Regions from separate parts of the Homo sapiens genome. Here region 1 is linked to region 2. A link is a contact called in ENCODE Hi-C or POLR2A ChIA-PET data. All regions are on one chromosome and are shown on one strand. Each heading gives the region's core, a stretch centred on a gene start or an enhancer-like site at or near the end of the contact. The rest is flanking DNA. Distances are from core to core; before and after follow the strand shown.

What was found. Hi-C counts contacts between places; a loop is a spot of excess contacts on that map. ChIA-PET counts read pairs that join two places held with the same protein, here RNA polymerase II (POLR2A). Pooled maps may share reads with other maps.
Region 1: a map of naive thymus-derived CD4-positive, alpha-beta T cell shows a loop between it and region 2 (6-fold over the local background). The contact joins the enhancer-like site here to the promoter of DTX3L in region 2. A Hi-C loop is called at or near these places in 4 of 168 maps with a recorded cell type or tissue (HepG2, astrocyte of the cerebellum and naive thymus-derived CD4-positive, alpha-beta T cell), 7 of 37 single-sample maps with no recorded cell type and 13 of 50 pooled maps. POLR2A ChIA-PET finds 5 or more read pairs at or near these places in 11 of 52 experiments (B cell, CD4-positive, alpha-beta memory T cell, CD8-positive, alpha-beta T cell and 7 more).

The regions. Positions count from the first base shown.
Region 1 is chr3:122,643,509-122,649,955 of GRCh38, forward strand. No RefSeq gene overlaps it. Among named protein-coding and RNA genes, the nearest start is that of PARP14, 34 kb to the right of the region's middle. Within about 2 kb of position 2,768, at least 2 of the 41 ENCODE cell types and tissues checked have a DNase peak (open chromatin) inside an H3K27ac peak, as active enhancers do; they include GM12878, where a contact is called at or near this core.
Region 2 is chr3:122,562,624-122,569,353 of GRCh38, forward strand. DTX3L (deltex E3 ubiquitin ligase 3L) reads left to right here and starts at 1,715. Exons shown (of 5, transcript NM_138287.3): 1 at 1,715-1,990; 2 at 3,236-3,447; 3 at 5,866-6,730. The coding sequence starts at 1,804. It overlaps PARP9 (poly(ADP-ribose) polymerase family member 9), which reads right to left and starts at 1,677. Exons shown (of 11, transcript NM_001146105.2): 1 at 1,622-1,677. RefSeq lists a silencer at 1,463-1,562 and an enhancer at 1,603-1,722.

The DNA.
Region 1 (6,447 bases), core at 1,518-4,017, 82 kb after region 2:
TGAGTAGCTGGGATTATAGGCACTGGCTAATTTTTGTATTTTTAGTAGAGACGGGGACCAGGCTGGTCTCAAACTCCGACCTCAAGTGATCCACCTGCCTCGGCCTCCCAGAGTGCTGGGATTACAGGCATGAGCCACTGTGCCTGGCCTAAATTAAGTTTTGTTTGTTTCTTTGTTTGTTTGTTTTTTGAGACAGTCTCACTCTGTCGCCCAGGTTGGAGTGCAGTGGTGCGATCTCTGCTCACTGCAACCTTGCCTCCTGGGTTTAAGGGATTCTCCTTCCTCCTAGCTGGGATTACATGGGCCCACCACCATGCCCAGCGAATTTTTTTATTTTTAGTTTTAGTAGAAATGGGGCTTCACCATGTTGGCCAGGCTGGTCTTGAACTCCTGACCTCAAGTGATCCGCCTGCCTCGGCCTCCCAAGGTGCTGGGATTACAGGCGTGAGCCACCGCACCCTGCCAGTAAGCTTTTTAACTAAAGTTAAGTGATGCATGCTTTAGCTACAAACTAAATGGTTTCCTTGTGTGCCTACCTGCAAAGGAAAAGTACTCCAGTGTGAGTCAAGGGAGAATGCTTTTCTCAGGGATATCTCTCAATAATTGAGACAAGATACTCAGGGATGTGTTTCTGTTGGATTGACCCTTTTTACTCTCTTTTTCCAGTTCCTTTTTCTCCCTCTCTCATACAAGGGAAGTGGGGCAGTACGAAGGAACTGGAGATGGGAAAAGCATGGGGCTGGCTCTTCCCCAGAGAAGCCATCTCACTTTGAAAGGCTAATGGGGGCTGGCCGCGGTGGCTCACACCTGTAATCCCAGCACTTTGGGAGGCCGAGGTTGGTGGATCATTTGAGGGCAGGAGTTTGAGACCAGCCTGGCCAACATGGTGAAACCCTGCCTCTCAGCTACTTGGGAGGCTGAGGCAGGAGAATCGCTTGAACCTGGGAGGTGGAGGCTATAGAGCCAAGATCGGTGCCGCTGCACTCCAGTGTGGATGACAGAGCAAGACTGTGAAGGAAAGAAAGAAAGAAAGAGAGAGAGAGAGAAAGGAAGGAAGGAAGGGAGAAGAAAAGAAAAGAGAAAAGAAAAAAGAAAAGAAAAGAAAAGAGAAAAGAAGAAAGGCTAATGGGGCCAGGGTGAGATCCGAGGGAAAGGAGGCTTGGGGTGTGAGACTTGGCCATTTGGGCTCTTGGCTTCAGGGAAAAAAACCTTTCTTCTTTGGATTCATCTTTCCACCATGTTGACTCTTCCTACATCGTATGAAGACCTAGAGAATAAACTAGGCAGGCAAGCGGCCTATGATTCAGGAAGCCACACAACCAAGAAACAGAACTGAGGACAACCCATTTGCTGAGATTGTTCTTTGCTGCCAGACAACCCAGGGATTTGGGGGTCATCATTAACTTTCTATAGGTAATAAATATTAATCCAATGCACTAACAAAAGAGGTTGGTGTGCAAAGCAGATTGAGAGACAGTGCATTAATCTGCTAGGGCTGCCATAGAGAAACACCTCAGACTGCATGGCTTAAACAAGAGAAATCCATTTTTCTCATAGTTCTGAAGGCTGGAAGTGCAAGATCCAAATGTCACCAGGGTTTGGTTCTCCTGAGACTTCTCTCCTTGGCTTGCAGATGGCCCTTCTTACTGTGTCCTCACGTGACCTTTCCTCGGTGCTCACATCCCTGGTGTCTCTTTGTTTCCTTCTAAGGATACTTGTTCTATCGAATTAGGGACCCACCTTTATGCCCACATTTAACCTTAGGTACCTTTTCAAAGGTTCTATCTCCACATACAGTTACATTGAAGGTTAGGGTTTCAATATAAGAATTTGGGGGTAACGCAATTCAGTCCCTAACAGAGTAAAAATTCAAGAGGTTAAGTACAAAAAAAATTTAGAAATTAAAGAGAAGGAAAGAAAATTCATTTCAGAATATCAAGAGTTGGTACCATGTAGTCCTGGCCTAGCATCAGCAAACTTGGAGGGGTCAGTCCTAAACTTAGAACTAATATAATGTGCTAACTGGGTAAACTTGGGCAAGTCATTTACACTCAGCCTCAATTCCTCATATTTAAATTGAAATAATAGGCCAGGAGAGCTGGCTCATGCCTGTAATCCCAGCACTTTGGGAGGTCAAGGCAGGAGGATCACTTGAGGTCAAGAGTTCAAGACCAGCCTGGTCAACATGGTGAAAATCCATCTCTACTAAAAATACAAAAATTAGCCAGGTGTGGTGGCACATGACTGTAGTCCCAGCTACTCGGGAGGCTAAGGCAGGAGAATCACTTGAACCCAGGAGACGGAGGTTGCAGTGAGCCAAGATCATGCCACTGCATTCCAGTCGGGGCAACAGAGCAAGACTCCATCTCAAAATAAATAAATAAATAAATAAATAAATAAATAAATAAATAAATAAATAAATTGAAATAATAACTTCCAGGGTTAAAGATAATACCAAAATGATAATGAAAAAAACATATTACTATTTTAAACCAAAAATTTGGAAGGGAAGTCATGAATAGCACAAACCATAGAGACAACCATAAATACATTTGATTACATTAACATTTTAAAAATTGAGGTTCAAGGTTAAGATGTCTGATTGAATTAGATGTATCTAACTTTGCTTTCTCTAACCTAGGAAAACCACATTAATGTGATTTTAAAGGACACGTATGCCCTCCAGAACAGGGAGGTAGAAGAGGAAATGTAGCTACACCATATTAGAAGCTAGAGGCAGATGGATCTGTGATTATGACTGCAGACTTACAACAGCTCAACCCTAAGTTGGCAAGTGGAGGGAAAGCTGAGAAACCACCTGATTTACTTTTAAAAGTCTCAGGAACTGAGAATGAGAGTGTCTCTGGCGCTAACAGTAAAGCAGCAAAGCATGGCAGGTGCTAAAATAAGAAAGATAGGATGAGAGCCGTTTAAGAAACAGTACATCCCTAGATCTCTCTGCCCCTTCTTTCCCCAGAATAACTGCCTTTCTCCTACTCCAGGAGAAATCTCGAAGCTATTCCCTATAAAAAGTAAATTGAAGGGTCTTTGAGGATATCAGGCACAGACAAGGCATTTGGTACTGTACCAAAAATAGGCAAATCAGAAGCCAAAAGCACACTAAATGCTTAATCCTGAAATGACAGCCCTCCCCAAACTGCCTTCCACCATTTGGCTCCCAGAATAGCAGCAGCCAGAAGTTTACTCACCAAGCAAGAGACTGAAAATTTCTATACAAGTGGAAATTTTACCTAAAGAGACTGACGTTAGAGATTCATCAACACACAGGCCACCAAATCCTGTAGAGTGAAACTCAAAGTTGATAAGCCCCACTCACTAGCTCAGAATTCTCACTAGTTTTTTAAACTCTTGTGAAACAGACAACCAAGGTTTAACAAACATTGCAGGAAAATCTCTAACTCAGAATATAAAGCTTTTTAAAAAAAACTATAATAAGAAAGAAAATGCCATAAAAAGGGAACATTTAGGAAACAAGCAAGAGGTCTTAAACATAATAACAGAAATGGAAAAAAAAAGCATTGGAAGATAAAGTTGAGGAAATCTCAGAAAGTAGAGTAAAAAGGCAATGAAGTGGAGAATAGAAAACCAAATATAAAATTAGAGGACCAGGCCAAGTTGTCCAACATCAGAAAGAGAGATCAGAAAGCAGAGAGAAAAACAAAAATCAAAGAAATAATTCAAGAAAACATCCTCAAACTAAAGAACACAAGTTTTCAGATTAGAAGTTTGTACCTAGTGCTCAGCATAATGGAAAAAAAAAATGCAGACCAACCCCAAAGTATACCATGGGGAAATTTCAGAAACAGGAAGGAAAAACTTCTAGAGGGAAGAAAAGAGAACAGGTTATCTACAGAGGATCAATAATCAGAATGGTTTCAGATTTCTTAGCACCAACACGAAGCTTAAAGACAATGGAACAATGCTTTCAAAATTCCAGCAGAGGCCAGGCACCGTGGCTCACAGCTGTAATCTCAGCACTTTGGGAAGCTGAGGCAGGAACATCACTTGAGCCCAGCCCAGGAGTTTGAGACCAGCCTGGGCAACAGAGTGAGACCTTATGTCTACAAAAAATTTTTAAATTAGCCAGGTGTGGTGGTACATGCCTGTAGTCCCAGCTACTGGGAAGGCTGAGGAAGGAGGATTGGGGGTCGCTTGAGCCTGGGAGGTCAAGGCTGCATTGATGGTGCCACGGCACTCCAGCCTGGGCAACAGAGTAAGACCCTGTCTCAAAAATAAGAAAAATTCCAACAGGAAGATATTTCTAGCTATAGTGATGGCAAGAGCCTTTTGATCACTGTAGACTGCAACGCAAAAGAAAACACAAGTCTGTCCAAATAAGAGAAATCCTCCCATATTTAAATATGTGTTTGGATGTGCATAGAATATCTCTAGAAGGATATACTAGAAGCTAGTAACTGTGTTCCCTCTAGACAGAACTGGGTGCTATGGAATAAAGGTGTAAGGCAGACTTAATTGTTACTGTTTACCTTTTTGTTTCCTTTAAATTTTATACTATGTGCATATATCACCTATTTGAAAAATAAATAAAATAAAATACATTTTATTTTAAAAGCTATATTGAGATATCCCTCTTTTTAACCTATTAGACTTGCAAAGATCAGTTCTGTAACACACTGTGTCAGCGAAGGTGCAGGAAAGTGGGGGCTTTGTTGGTGGGAGGGTAAATTGGCTCAATTTCTATGGAGGGCAATTTGGCAATAACTATCAACATTACAAGTGCATATATCCTTGACCCAGCAATTCCATTGCTAGGAATTTGTCATACAGATAAAACTGAAGAACGATTATTTGTAAAAGGTTATTTATTGTAGCAGCATAGCATTTTTTTTGCATTGTTTTCCTTGCAAGAAAGGAAACTAGAAGGCTAGATGGAGTAGGAGGGAGGTTTTTGTTTGTTTGTTTTTGAGACAGAGTCTCACTCTGTTGCCCAGGCTGGAGTGCAGTGGCACAATCTCAGCTCACTGCAACCTCCTCCTCCCAGGTTCAAGTGATTCTTGTGCCTCAGCCTCCTGAGTAGCTGGGATTACAAGCACCTGCCACCACACCTGGCTAATTTTTGTATTTTTAGTAGAGACAGGATTTCACCATGTTGGCCAGACTGGTCTTGAATTCCTGACCTCAAGGGATCCACCCACCTCAGCCTCCCAAAGTGCTGGGATTACAGGCATGAGCCATCATGACCAGCCTGAGGGAGATTTTTCACTGGGTACTTTCATGCCTTTGAATTTTGAACTTCAAGAATGTCTGTATTAGTCCATTTTCACGTTGCTGATAAAGGCATACCTGAGACTGAGTAATTTATACAGGAAAAAAGGTTTAATGGACTTACAGTTCCACGTGGCTGGGGAGGCCTCACAATCATGGTGGAAGACAAGGAGGAGCAAGTCATATCTACGTGGATGGCAGCAGGCAAAGAGAGAGAGAGCATATTCAGGGAAACTCCTCTTTATAAAGTCATCAGATCTCGTGAGACTTACTATCACGAGAACAGCATGGGAAAGACCTGCCCCCATAATTCAATTACCTCCCACTGGGTCCCTCCCACAACATGTGGTAATTCAAGATGAGATTTGGGTGGGGACACAGCCAAATCATATCAATGTCTTACCTATTTTTTTAAAAAAACAAATACTATCCCTTAAAATTTTACAACTTCTTTAAAAATTTTTAAAAAGCAATAAATAAGGTGAAAGAGACAAGTCACATGTTGAAACAAGAGATTTATAGTGCATATAACCAGTAAAGGACTAGTATCCAGATAATACTAAAGAACTCCTATGAATCAAGAGAAAAAGCAAGACTCCTCACAAATATATGGCAAGACCATGAAGATGCAATTCACAGAAGAGGAAAATTGAATGATCAATAAATAGATTTCTTAAACATTCAACTTCATTAAAACTATAAGATATTATTTCATATGTATCAGTTTAGGAAAATTTAAACGTCCGACAATATCAAGTGTTGAGACTGTGGAACAGGAGCTCTCATATAGCTGGTGGAAATACTAATTAGAGTAATCACTTTGGAGAGCAAGTCAGGGTCTTTAGGTGTATTATAGATAAGGCATCATTTAAAACACACCAAACAAAAAGTAAAAGGAAAGATGGTATGGATTGTACATTTTATAACGGTAAGCAAACTAATTCCCAAATAGAAGAAGAGAAAGTCTCAACTGCGATTCAGCCCATGGAGAAAGATGGAAGCTGTTTAGGTAATTCAACCTTACTCTCTATCTGACAGTCATCTCCAAGAGGGTCTGTCCAGTTTTTCATCCACATTGAAGACACCACCAGTCAGGTGTCTGTCACTGACTGGGGTGAGAGACTTCGTTTTATTCTCTTCTCTCTGTGGTATGAGCACACAACCATGCAACTGCAACAGATACCCCGTGTGCTCTTTACT
Region 2 (6,730 bases), core at 465-2,964:
TGTCCAGAGTCAATCAGCGCTTCTCCTGTATTCTTCCAGTGGCATTTTTTACACGAAAGGTAGTAGCTTATACACACACTTCTGCATCTTATTTTTCCCACATAATGTATCCTAGAGATCTTTTCATGTTAGCACATAGAGAGCTTTTTCATTTTTCCTACTGCCCATTGTATTCCATTGTATAGATATACTATTATTATTAAACTGCTAGTCCCCCTATTTATGGGCATTAAAGAGTTCCCTATCTTTTGCTATTGTAAACAAGGCTGTAAAGAACATCTTTGTACACAGGTCACTTCACACAGGGGCTAATATATCAATGGGACAAATTCCTAGAAATGGAACTCCAGAACCAAAAAGTATATGCAGTTGTAATTCTGACAGTATTGCCAAATTGTTCACAGTAAAGACGGGCCCATTTCCAGTCTTACCAGCCATGTGCAAAAACCTTATCTCAGGCCTCTCTGCCGCCACTCATCCCTGCTTGTAAATGTGTCCTCCACACGGTTGTCAGCACCATATTTCTAAAATGCAAATCTGGCAAGTCATTTTCTTGCTTTCCCTGCTTAAAGCCCTTCAGGTCATCTTCACTGCTCTTCAAGGCTTTTCACCATCTAAATATGTCCTGTCCAGGGTGGACTATCAGCCTCACATAGCTACTGAGGCTACATGTGGCCAGTCTGAATCGAGATGTGATGTAAGTATAAGAAAAACACTGGGTTGCAAAGACGTGGTATGATAAAAAGAATGTAAAAATCTCATTACATGCTGAAATGATTAAGTTTTGGATATGTCAAGCTAAATAACATCATTACAGTTAATTTCATCTGTTTCTTTATCCTTTAAAAATTTCCTAAAAATCATTAAAATTAATTTCATCTGTTTCTTTATCCTTTAAAAAATATGGCTGCAAAAATTTTAGAATGAACCTACTGGCTCCCATTGTATTTCTGCTGGACAGTGCCCATCTAGGTAGGCTCTCCCTCCTTCATCCCCTCACCCATCTCCTCTCCTCCCAGGCCCCAGGCCCACTCTGTGCTTCAGACCACAGTGGTCCCTAAGCCTCAGGTGCTTTTCCCCCCAATCCTGTCCTCCCCATCTCGCCGCCACACTCAATTTATTAAGATTCTGCTTGAAACTTCCCCTTGGAGGCCTTGGAGAAGTTTTGCTCCTTGGTTCACAGGTCCGCCTCCCCTCACCAGCCCTTGACATCAGGGCCTTGCTCTGCTCTTTGGGCAGCAAGAAACAATTCAGTGCTGTTGGTTAAATCAAGCAATGGAGGAGAAAAGCCCGCAGAAGCCCGTCTAAAGGGTAGAGTTGGAGGGAGGGAAGGGGTAACAGGTCACAATTACCAGATGAACACATTCAAATTTTCAAAAATGGGTAAGTTTAACATGGATTCAGAATGTGAATTACTTTTTAGGATCAAATAATAGTGGTAACAGCAGTAAGAGTTACAAAGAATAAGAAACACAGGAGAAACTTACTTTCTTTGCATAGTCTACTCACAAGGGAGGCCTGGCCCTGGGACCCGGGTCCGCGCCCGTCCCCCTTCTCCCCGCCCACCTCGAGCCTGCAGGAGAGGGGACCCCGAGGGCCCAGAGGCACCGGACCTACTCACCCGGCAGGCCGCTCTCCTCGGTGCAGACAGCACAGGGAGGAGGGGGAAGCGGCTCTGCCGGGAACAGGGAGGGACCTCCAGGGAAGCGAAACTGAAACTTTGCGCCCAGTCCGCAGGGCGGGCCGCGCCTTTACCGCCCAGCTGCCTCCCGGAGCCCCCGCGCCCTCCCGACGCGCAGAGCCATGGCCTCCCACCTGCGCCCGCCGTCCCCGCTCCTCGTGCGGGTGTACAAGTCCGGCCCCCGAGTACGAAGGAAGCTGGAGAGCTACTTCCAGAGCTCTAAGTCCTCGGGCGGCGGGGAGTGCACGGTCAGCACCCAGGAACACGAAGCCCCGGGCACCTTCCGGGTGGAGTTCAGTGAAAGGGCAGGTGAGCTTCGGGCGGCCAGGCTGCGAAAGCCCTCTGGGGGCCCGGCCCCCGGGTTTCCAGGCGGACCCAGTTCCAGCTGACCTAGGGGAGAGGGCGGGAGAAAGTATGTCACTGTGCGGTGGCGGACAGGGACGGGGCCCTACTGCCAAGAGACTCACTGAGACAGTGAACACTCGGTGGAGGATGGGGCCTCACATGTGCCTGGTGCGGGTCTGGCTGACGGCGCCTTAGTGTGGATGCTTTCCATATCCTCATTCTAACTTAATTTCTCAGCTGTCATCTTCCTTCCCCCAGATGCCTGCCAGCTGCTGTCCTTGTCATTCAGGGATTCCACTTTTATGTTTTAAATAATGGTTCCATTGTTCCATCCATGAACAAAAGGATGTTCCATTTTGTGTTTTTGAGGATTACAAAAGTGATATATGCTCACTATAGAAATAAAAGAGTAAAAAAGAAAACAACCTGAAGATAAACAATGTGACCATTTGGTGTATTTCCTTCCTGCCTTTTTTTATGAATGCCAGCAAACACATGTATATTTACAAAATTCGGAGTCTGCACTTTTGATTCCTGCTGTTGTCACTTACCTGTATAATGAGTATTGAAATGGGAGACTGGGCCGGGTGCGGTGGCTCACGCCTGTAATCCTAGCACTTTGGAGGCCGAGGTTGGTGGATCACCTGAGGCCAGGAGTTCGAGACCAGCCTGGCCAACATGGGGAAATTCCGTCTCTACTAATAATACAAAAATTACCCGGGCATGGTGGTGCGCACCTGTAATCCAAGCTACTCTGGAGGCTGAGGCAGGAGAATCGCTGGAACTCGGGAGGCAGAGAGGTTGCAGTGAGACGAGGTCCTACCATTGCACTCCAGCCTGGGTGACAGAGTGAGACTCCGTCTAAAAAAAAAAAAAAAAAAAAAAAGAAGGAAGGAAGGGAGGGAGGGAGGGAAAGAAGGAAGAAGGAAAGGGGAGACTGGAGACAGTTTTAGAAACATGATGTTTAATCGGTGGACAATGTTCCATTGTCATTAAGCTTTCACTTCTATAGTAAAACTTAATCCGCACACTTTAGAGCTCTTAATAGCTCCCCGACTTTCTCCATCGCCAACCCACCATTCCAGGATGCAGGGAGCAGCCTTACTGGGAGGTGCTGGGGCAGAGTACAGACACAGGAATGAGAGGATTACTTGAAATCTCTCCCATTTTTATGTGTGTATATGTGTGTGTTTAATGTCTCCACTGAAGCTAAGGAGAGAGTGTTGAAAAAAGGAGAGCACCAAATACTTGTTGACGAAAAACCTGTGCCCATTTTCCTGGTACCCACTGAAAATTCAATAAAGAAGAACACGAGACCTCAAATTTCTTCACTGACACAATCACAAGCAGAAACACCGTCTGGTGATATGCATCAACATGAAGGACATATTCCTAATGCTGTGGATTCCTGTCTCCAAAAGGTGAGTATTGAAAGAAGGAGCTGGCTGTGCCTGCGCCTCCTCTCCAGTCACCAGCCTCATGTATTATTGATCCAACACCCATGTGCTGGGCACGTACATGGGAGCCAGGCACTGTTTTAGGCACTGGACACAGAGATGAATATAACAGACAAGGCCCCTGCTCTCAGGCAGCTTATACTGGGGGCCAGGTCATGCACAGAAAGACAGTAGGCAAGTAAACAAAATAAATAAAACCATTTTATTTATTTGGAGAGAAACAGCGCCAGGGCAAGCAAGGGGAAGATGGGGGTGGTGTTACTTCTTTTTTTCCCCCCAAGACAGAGTCTCACTTTATCGCCCAGGCTGGAGTACAGTGGCACAATCATGGCTCACTGCAGAGTTGACCTCCTGGGCTCAAGGGATCCTCTCACCTCAGTCTCCTGAGTAGCTAGGACTATAGGCGCCACTACACCCAGCCAATTTTTTTTTTTTTTGTAGAAACAGAGTCTCACTATGTTGCCCAGGCTGTTCTCAAATTCCTGGGCTCAAGCGATCTGCCCGCCTTGGCCTCCCAAAGTGCTGGGATTACAGTCATGAATTACTGCACCTGGCCTGGTGCTACTTCTAACCAGAAATCAGAGACAACTTGACTGAGGAGGTGATGTTTGGCCTGAAACTTGAATGATGACAAGATTCATTCAACAATAGATATCCACTGCCTACTGTGTTCCAGGCACTGTTATAGGAGCTGGGGAGGCAGCCAGGAACATGGCAGACTCGGCTTCCAGGGACGGCACCTTCTAGAGAGAGAAACAGACAATATTAGTAAACAATAGATATATAATAAAATGTCTGCCAGTCATACCTGCTAGGAAGAAGAATAAGTGACAGACAGTGACAGAACCACCATTTAAAATAGGATGTCTGGAAAAACCTCAAGTGAGGTGACATCTCTAGCCAAGTGGATTTCTGGGCGGAAAGTGTCCTAGAGGGAAGCATAGGTGCAAAGTCCCCAAGAGCTGACATTTTGAGGCCCAGAAGCTTTAAGGAAGCCAGTGTGGTGGGGAGGGCAGTGAGCAATGGAGAGAGGTGCTAGGAACTCGGGAAGGTACCCAGAAGACAGGCCTTTGGGGCTGAAGGTAAGGATTTTGGATTTTTAACTTAAAATGTTAGGGGATTCATCAGATAGTTTTGAGCCAGGGGAGAGGGCGATCTGGTTTATATTTCTAAAGGGTCACTCTGGCTGCTGTTGGAAAACTGAACGTAGAAAGGGGATAGAATGGAGAGTTAGAGCCTGGTTAGGAGGGGTTGCAGTGCGCCAGGTGAAAGATGATAATGGCATGCACTTTGGTGGCCTTGATGGAGGTGTGAGAAATGGCTGGATTCAGGAAACATTTTGAAGATCTAGAGGAAGGATCTTAACATGCAAAGTCCTTGAGAAGGAACAAAACATTAGGAATTTTGCTTTTATATTACAGTCAATTGGTCTCTGTCCTTTTTATCTTAACCTGGCGTGTCTTATATTTGAGCTTCTAAAGGCCAGGGTTTAGAAGGGTCCACAACTTTGCATGCAGTCGAGTGTTTAGTTGAAACAAGAATAAAGGAGGAAGAGTGAAGAAGAGAAAAAATAGTAATAGGAAAAGCCATTGCCCTCAGTTTTATGGCTCCCTTCCAAGTTCACAAACTTTTGTGAGGGCCACAACAACTTGCCCAGAGAGCACAGGTGCCTTCCCTTGACTGCTGTTCCCAAGATCAAACAGCTAGTGGCAGTTGTAGAACACGGATCTCTTGGCCATGGAGCTTTTAGAAATGCTCATGCCCAGGCTCCACTGCAGATTAGTTAACATCAGAATCTCTGGGGATGTGCTTGGGCTTTGGCTGGTTTGTTTTTCCCTGAATTCGCCAGGTGAGTCTTATATGCAGACAGGGCTGAGAACCTCTGGGATGTAGCGTGCTGTATCCTCTAAAAAGGATTTGAGACCAGGCACGGTGGCACATGTCTGTAATCCCAGCACTTTGGGAGGCTGAGGTGGGTGGATCACCTGAGGTCAGGAGTTCCAGGCTAGCCTGACCAACATGGAGAAACCTCGTCTCTACTAAAGATACAAAATTAGCCGGGCGTGGTGGCACATGCCTATAATCCCAGCTACTCAGGAGGCTGAGGCAGGAGAATTGCTTGAACCCGGGAGGCGGAGGTTGCAGTGAGCTGAGATCGCGCCATTGCACTCCAGCCTGGGTAACAAGAGTGAAACTCCATCTTGAAATAAATAAATAAATAAATAAATAAATAAATAAATAAATAGGATTTGAAAGAAGTTGCCCCCACTTGGGAAAGATGTAGTGGTTGTTTCTCTAGTCTCTATGCATTCTCCTGAAGAGAAGATGGTAGGCCTGCATGCTGAGAGGTTTTATTTGTTCCTGTTCCTTTTAAAATTTCAGATCTTTCTTACTGTAACAGCTGACCTGAACTGTAACCTGTTCTCCAAAGAGCAGAGGGCATACATAACCACACTGTGCCCTAGTATCAGAAAAATGGAAGGTCACGATGGAATTGAGAAGGTGTGTGGTGACTTCCAAGACATTGAAAGAATACATCAATTTTTGAGTGAGCAGTTCCTGGAAAGTGAGCAGAAACAACAATTTTCCCCTTCAATGACAGAGAGGAAGCCACTCAGTCAGCAGGAGAGGGACAGCTGCATTTCTCCTTCTGAACCAGAAACCAAGGCAGAACAAAAAAGCAACTATTTTGAAGTTCCCTTGCCTTACTTTGAATACTTTAAATATATCTGTCCTGATAAAATCAACTCAATAGAGAAAAGATTTGGTGTAAACATTGAAATCCAGGAGAGTTCTCCAAATATGGTCTGTTTAGATTTCACCTCAAGTCGATCAGGTGACCTGGAAGCAGCTCGTGAGTCTTTTGCTAGTGAATTTCAGAAGAACACAGAACCTCTGAAGCAAGAATGTGTCTCTTTAGCAGACAGTAAGCAGGCAAATAAATTCAAACAGGAATTGAATCACCAGTTTACAAAGCTCCTTATAAAGGAGAAAGGAGGCGAATTAACTCTCCTTGGGACCCAAGATGACATTTCAGCTGCCAAACAAAAAATCTCTGAAGCTTTTGTCAAGATACCTGTGAAACTATTTGCTGCCAATTACATGATGAATGTAATTGAGGTTGATAGTGCCCACTATAAACTTTTAGAAACTGAATTACTACAGGAGATATCAGAGATCGAAAAAAGGTATGACATTTGCAGCAAGGTTTCTGAGAAAGGTCAGAAAACCTGCATTCTGTTTGAAT